Regions from separate parts of the Homo sapiens genome. Here region 1 is linked to region 2. A link is a contact called in ENCODE Hi-C or POLR2A ChIA-PET data. All regions are on one chromosome and are shown on one strand. Each heading gives the region's core, a stretch centred on a gene start or an enhancer-like site at or near the end of the contact. The rest is flanking DNA. Distances are from core to core; before and after follow the strand shown.

Region 1 (3,352 bases), core at 294-2,793, 6.1 Mb before region 2:
TTGCTTTTTTGCTGTTGAGTCGTGTGCCTTTAATTTTTGCACTTTACGTTGTGAGTTTTATTTTCCATGCTTGTTCTTTGCTTCTTTATTCTCTTCTTTTCTTGCCTTCTATTGAGTTGATTGTGTTTTCTTTATTCCCTTCCCCCTGTCTACTAGTTTGGGAATTATATATACTAGCAAAGAGATACCCTTAAATTTTTAAAATAAATACTTACCAAAGCCTAAGTTCCATCAATTATCTATCTTTCTTACTTATGAAATTGAGAAAGGCCGTTCACTCCATGTCGCTACCTCTACCTAATAACTTAAAATTTTTTATTTGTCTAATATTTTATTTCCACCTTTTTTTTTTTTTTTTGAGTCTTGCTCTGTTGCCCAGGCTGGAGTGCAGTGGCATGATCTCGGCTTACTGCAACCTCTGCCTCCTGGGTTCAAGCAATTCTCCTGTCTCAGCCTCCCAAGTAGCTGGGACTACAGGCGCACACCACCATGTCTGACTAATTTTTGTATTTTTAGTAGAGACAGGGTTTCTCCATATTGGTCAGGTCGGTCTCGAACTCCTCACCTCAGGTAATCCACCTGCCTTGGCCTTCCAAAGTTCTGGGATTACAGGCCTGAGCCACCACGCCCAGCCTCCATCTTGTTTTATAATTCCCTAAAGTTAATTGTTGTTAAATCAGGAGAGAAGTATTTTATGTAACATTTCTGTTTATCAGCCCAGCCCACCAACTGGAGTGCCCTGATTCCATAAGTTTGGCAAGTCACTTACCTTCTCTGGCTTTCCATTTCTGGTCACAGCTGGGAGAGGCTCTGAAGATCATCTAGCAAAGGAGCTCCCTCACTTTGCCTGTTTCTAGGCACTGAAAAGTACAGGCCACAAATATATTCAGTAAAATAAATCACTTGAGAAATTCAAACAGGCTAGAGGAGATATCCGCTATCATAGGAGATCGGGCAGAAAAGTTTCTTAAACATAAGAGTGAAATGACCTAAACTGAATTTCAATGAGATAAACAGCAGTTTACTAAGACAGGGCAACCCCACAGGGTGCTGTTTGGTCAGAATTGGCCCGAGGAGGTGAGACCCTGACCTACGAAGGCAGCAGGTGTCCGGGAAGCATGGTTAGCAGCAAGAGCTAGGGGAGGTGGCCGCCGATTACATAGAAGAAAGGAGGCAGGCAGGCGCTGATCCCAGGGGTTCTGGTAGAGGGGCAGGGAAACTACCGTTATTGGTCCTTCATGCAAACTTTAGGATTTTCATCCATGTGTGTATTGCTTGAAGATGCTGCATTGCAGAAAGTCTTCAACTTCTCCCATGACCGAGGCAGGTCTGATGAGAGTGCAAACAGTTAGTACTCGCCCAGCTGCGCGCCGAGGCCTCCTCCAGAATCCAGACCGCATCCCCGAAAGCCCGCCCTGCCCCGCACTTAGGCCCCGCCCCAACACGCCCGTCCCGATAACGAGGCTCCGCCCCCAAGAGCTCGCCCGCGCTCCCCCAGAGGAAACGGAAGTCGTATCTGTCCGGACGGAAGCAGGAAGCGGGAGCGTAGGGCCACGCCTGCGGCGCTGCTGGTTGAGGCTGTGTGGGTCGGGGACGGGCCGAGGCGATGGCGGAGAAGTTTGACCACCTAGAGGAGCACCTGGAGAAGTTCGTGGAGAACATTCGGCAGCTCGGCATCATCGTCAGTGACTTCCAGCCCAGCAGCCAGGCCGGGCTCAACCAAAAGCTGTGAGTGGCGGCCCGAGGCTGCCGGGGTCTCCCCAGGGCCTGGCCGGGAAGCGTGTGCTAGGGGAGCGGGGATCTAGGGAGCCCGAGCCGAGCCTGACCGCTACTCGTGCCCCGCCAGCCCTCTGGTCTGGTCCCGGAGCCCGGGGCGCCTTTCCTGGCTGTGTTCAGAGGGCGGGGCCCGCGCTCCAGCCTGTTGCCAAGAGCCAACCTCTTTGAGGCCCCTTTGGAGACGTCGTCATGGCCAGATGATATACTTTACGTTTCCCTATCAAGGGAATCATGCTTTCTCTTCTAGCGTCTCCCCTCTCATGTGTAACCCCCTCCCAGCCTTTTCCTCCTGGAGCCCTTCTGGGAATTCAGTCCCTGTCTCCAGAGGGGAGGCAGGCTCCACAGTGAGTGCACGCCCTAAACTAGGCCTCAGAAGGTGAGGCTCCGAAGCCACCTGCCGCATAGGCCTGACAGTGGAGGAAATAGCGGGGAGGTGGTGCTGAGAAAGGTTGCAGAACGTTTATTATTATTATTTCTTGGCAACAGCCTTGTGCTGCCCATGTTGCTAGGCCCTGGGTTGGAGAAAAGGCAAATGCAAGTACAGCACTTTCGAGAAGGGCTTTATATGTGGCACGGACATAGAAAATGTTGCACTCGAGGTTCCATACCTAGTGCTGTGGGAATAGCCAGACCAGCCTGATGCTGTAGGAAGGCTCCAGAGAGGAGAGGAAGCTAAACCAGACAGTATGGCTTTCTTTCCCTCAGACTTTGAGTATAGTCCGCTGCCTCATGTGTTCGCTGAAACCGCACACACAGTCATATGCACAGTCAGGTAATTGTTTTTGAGAGAAGGTTCATATTTTTCATCAGGTTCCCTCTCCATCCCCCTTACTGGCAATTTCTAGTTGAGAAGGAAAGTAACAAATATTTAAGGGTATTTTGTAACTCTAACGGTGTCCTAGGAATCCTGTAGCTAACCAAAGAGGTCAGAACCGTGTGTAACCCGCATAGCTGTGAGGAGAACGAACTTGCGTGGAGCCCCGGTTGGCTGGGTAGCTCTGTGGGTGGTGCTTATGCTGTCAAGCGAAATTAACCAGATGCCTGTGTGTTTGCCTTTCCCCCAGGAATTTTATTGTTACTGGCTTACAGGATATTGACAAGTGCAGACAGCAGCTTCATGATATTACTGTACCGTTAGAAGTTTTTGAGTAAGTAACATTCTTGATATTAGTCTTGGGTATAAATCTTGTTCAGTTATGGTGTGGTATCGTGACTTCTTCATCACTGGCATTCGAGTGCCTGCTGTGTGGTAGGCACAGCCTGGGTGCTGGGGATGTGCCAGTGGAAAAAAAAATAGACAAAAATACAAAAATACCTGCCCTTATGGAACTTCCGTTCTAATGGCATTACAAAACGAAAAAAAAGAATATCCTTAATATTCTATTGTGGAAAAAAAGTTACATGTAAATAAAAGCTTATTAAATATATGAAATACATCATAGGTCCTCAAAGCCCTGCTTAGGCTAAAGAACAGCCACAAAACTTTCTTTTTTCCTTAAGAGGTGAAAAGTCCTATGAGGGCTATATTGTAAATTTTTAAAAAATGGCAGCCAGAAGCACCTGAAAAGCAAGCTGG
Region 2 (3,501 bases), core at 1,002-3,501:
GTAATATAAGGTAAAAATGTTACTCTGAAAACACAAATCCTCACAAATCATTAGGCAGTAAGGCTGAATCCAGCACCCCCCCACCCACAGCGCAGTGAGGCAGTGTCTAGCAGCCGTAGTGCTCCCCGCGCCCCAGTTCAGTCTCTGGCAACTTCAGATACTTCCCACTAATAACAAGAAGCCTTTCAACATTTTCACAACATCTCAAAACTGACCCCTTTTCTAGCTTAAATGGCACGGATCTGGAAAAGCAAACTATACACAGAATCAGAAAAGATGACTGCCCCTGAGGGATTACAGAAAAAGTGGCAGTCAGGTTTCAATGAAGTAAAATGTGTCCAATGATAGCGGAGGGGAGGGGGATCAACTGAGCTGAAACTGGCAAGAACGTAATTCCAGGGAGCTCACAACACGCAAGGACCCGGATTTCCCGCTGCCTGAACGCCCAGTATTCGCACACTGATAAGAACACCTCCCCATAATCCCCTGGCCAGCGCCTCCAACACCCCCAATCCTTTCCCCAGGAACCCAGTCCCAGTTTCTGCAGTTCCTGTAACAGCCACATTCCCATACAAGGGCTGCCTGAGCTCCCCAAGCCCTCCAACAATCACCCCCCAGTGCCCTCGAAGGTCTATTCAGAGAAGTCACCAAGATGCAGTCACCCAGGAAATTCAAGGACCTCCAACTTACCAAAAGGCTTTCGGCTGTACAGAGCTAAGCTTCCTATTCCCCTCCTAAACCTACAATCTAGTTTTCATTTCTCAAGAAGCCTTTCCCTGTGCTCACGCACGCAGTTGTTAGCTGGCTCGGTGAGGCACTCCAAGCAGTAACAGCGGTAGCCACAAAATAAACCAGAAGCATCTCCACTACGAAGCAGTAATAACAATTTGTCCTAATGATTCCTTTGTCCTTGGAAAAACAACTTCAGAAAGTTATCCACTGTGAACAGGGCAGGCTCGCGGCTTCTTGGTCCGGAGACCCAGTTCCCACTGGCCCACTCACCGTTGGAGAGAGCTTGCTGAAGCTCGGTGTCTGATATCACTCCACTCCTGTCTTTATCGACCCTATAACATCAAGAAGACCAAATAAGCTGGCGATCGAAAGTTCAGGAAAAGCAAAACAAACGTCTTCTGTCAACCCTGCACCGACTCTGGAAGGCTCCCTCCTGGAACCTCCGCCTCTCCCGTCCCGCTGAGGAGTACAGCGGAATCAAGGAAGTGCCCCAGGAGCCGACGTCCAGTGTGGTCTTCCCCTAAGAGGACAATCATCTTCACCTCAATCCTTCCCTTCCTTCCTCTCCTGGCCTGTCTGAATTCCCATTTGCACCCGTTTCCCTTTTTCACAGACAAGACAAGATTCCCTCAGATAACTAAGCCATTCCCTGGCCATCAGTCACTACAGTTTCGGACATTCGGTGGAAAAGCGACCAGGGACAGAAGGCGCCGCCATAAAGGTCACCTGGCCCGAGCAGACGCCAGGTCGCTGCTTCTTCCTTGGCTGCTGACATTTTAACAGCGCCCAGGCAGTCTGTTTCCGCTTTCCCCAAACAAGCACCCTGGAGACCCTCCACCTGGCGGCTCTTGAGGCGAGAAAAAGGGCCTAGCCCAGGAGCCGGTGGCCGCGACCTCGGGTCTGCAGTGGCGCACTCTGCATCTTGGGAAGGGCCCGACGCACAGGACAGGGACCGGGCAGGAGGCAGGGGCGGCCCCAGGAGACCGGGCAGCGGACGGGGGAGACCGCGGGGGACCCGCCAGGGGACGGGGGCGGCCGCGTCGGCTGGGGCAGGGGTCGGGGGCGGCGGCAGGGGACGGGAGGGGGCCGCGGGGGACCCGACAGGGGACGGAGGAGGCCGCAGTAGAACCGGCAGGGAACGGGGTTGGTCGGGGGAGTCGGGACAGGGGTCGGGGCCGCCGCGGCGGAGGCGGGAGGTGCCCGGGCGGTGCCAGGCCGCACCTCTGGAAAACGTTCCACAGGAAGCTCTGGTCCGGCAGCGCCGCGCCTGCAGCAGGCCCAGGGCCGGCCCCAGGGCCGGGGCGGTAAGAGTAGGCGGCCATGGGCCAAGGCACGCGGCTGGGCTGAGGCGCCTGCAGCGACGAGAGACCTCTCAGGCCGACTCCGCTTCCGCCTCTGCCGGGGGCAGGGCCTGGCATTATCACCACTTCCGGGGGCGCAGGAAATGCGTGGTCTCCGGGATGGTCACGGGGTCCCGCGCAGCCAATCCCCTCGCAGCTAAGTTGCCAGGCAACGCCCTGGCGCCTGCGGGGAGGGCGGGGTCTGGGCGCCTGGAGGAAGCCAGAGCTTTGGCGCAGGCCGCCTGCGCGCTGTGCCAGGAAAGCGCTTGGAGAAAATGTCCGGCCCCGCGACCTGGGACAGGAAGTGATGGAGCACGGACTTAGTTTGCCTTTCAGTTCTTGTATAAATAGTTTTGAGGTGAATGTGATTTGCTAACAGTCGGAAACTCTGGGCGGGGCGCGGTAGCTCACACCTGTGATCCCTGCCCTTTGGGAGGCGGAGGCGGGCGGAGCTCTTGAGCCCAGCAGTTCGGACCAGCCTGGGCAGCATGGATAGACCCCATCCCTACAAAAATTACAAAAAGTAGTCGGGCGTGGTGGGCTCCTGTGGTCCCATCTACTCCGTGGGCTGAGGCGGGAGGATTGCCTGAGCCCGGGAGGTCAAGGCCGCAGGGAGCCGAGCTCACTGCACTACAGGGGTGGACAGCGAGACTCTGCCAAAAAAAAAAAAAAAAAAAAGAAAGCAAAAGCAGGCCGGGCGCGGTGGCTCACGCCTGTAATCCCAGCACTTTGGGAGGCCAAGGCCAGTGGATTACCTGAAGTCGGGAGTTCGAGACCAGCCTTGGCCAATTGGGAGACACCCCGTATCTACTAAAAATACAAAACTAACCGGGCGTGATGGTGCACACCTGTAATCCCAGCTACTCGGGAGGCTGAGGCAGGAGAATTGCTTGAAACCGGGAGGAGGAGGTTGCAGTGATCCGAGATCGGGCCATTGCACTCCAGGCCTGGGCAACAAGTGCAAAACTCTGTCTCAAAAAAAAAAAAAAAAAAAAGTCAAAACACAATTCGGGTGGGAAAGGCAGTGTGCAGCATTCTCGGTTGTCTGTTCCGCCCCCAAAAGCTTCCCTCCTTTAGGTTTAACCTGCGCCCCCGTGCTCTGCATCAGCGCGGCCCCTGACCCCGTGCAGCTGGAAACACTGCTGGGCCCCTTCACACCCCTGCCTGCTGGGCCCCTTCACACCCCGGTGGTGGTGCAGCCCTGCCTCCCGCAAGACAGCACTGCCTTCGTGCTGGACACAGTTCTAAGGTGGAGCCTGGAGTGCCTGTAGCACAAATCCCGGAATTGGGAAGTGCCCAGCTTTGGGCCACTGTGATCCCTGGGTCTTTCCCACGCGCGTAGTCTCGTGCCGCCTTCCACCCCGGTCCTGTGTCCTGTGCCCCGGTTCAGAATACTACAATTATTCTCATTATTTCATGGGGTTATTTC

Evidence for each region. Hi-C counts contacts between places; a loop is a spot of excess contacts on that map. ChIA-PET counts read pairs that join two places held with the same protein, here RNA polymerase II (POLR2A). Pooled maps may share reads with other maps.
Region 1: a loop to region 2 is called in a pooled map, with 31 times the contacts of the local background. The contact joins the promoter of MED10 here to the promoter of PDCD6-DT in region 2. A Hi-C loop is called at or near these places in 1 of 37 single-sample maps with no recorded cell type and 4 of 50 pooled maps. POLR2A ChIA-PET finds 5 or more read pairs at or near these places in 1 of 52 experiments (activated CD4-positive, alpha-beta T cell).

Annotation. Positions count from the first base shown.
Region 1 is chr5:6,376,738-6,380,089 of GRCh38, reverse strand. MED10 (mediator complex subunit 10) reads left to right here and starts at 1,543. Exons shown (of 4, transcript NM_032286.3): 1 at 1,543-1,728; 2 at 2,841-2,924. The coding sequence starts at 1,607. RefSeq lists enhancers at 1,089-1,308, 1,599-1,808.
Region 2 is chr5:270,274-273,774 of GRCh38, reverse strand. PDCD6-DT (PDCD6 divergent transcript) reads left to right here and starts at 2,251. Exons shown (of 2, transcript NR_104613.1): 1 at 2,251-2,430. It overlaps PDCD6 (programmed cell death 6), which reads right to left and starts at 2,129. Exons shown (of 6, transcript NM_013232.4): 1 at 1,954-2,129; 2 at 1,003-1,064. The coding sequence starts at 2,054. It overlaps PDCD6-AHRR (PDCD6-AHRR readthrough (NMD candidate)), which reads right to left and starts at 2,129. Exons shown (of 13, transcript NR_165163.2): 1 at 1,954-2,129; 2 at 1,003-1,064. RefSeq lists a silencer at 1,837-2,046 and enhancers at 2,337-2,426, 3,088-3,501.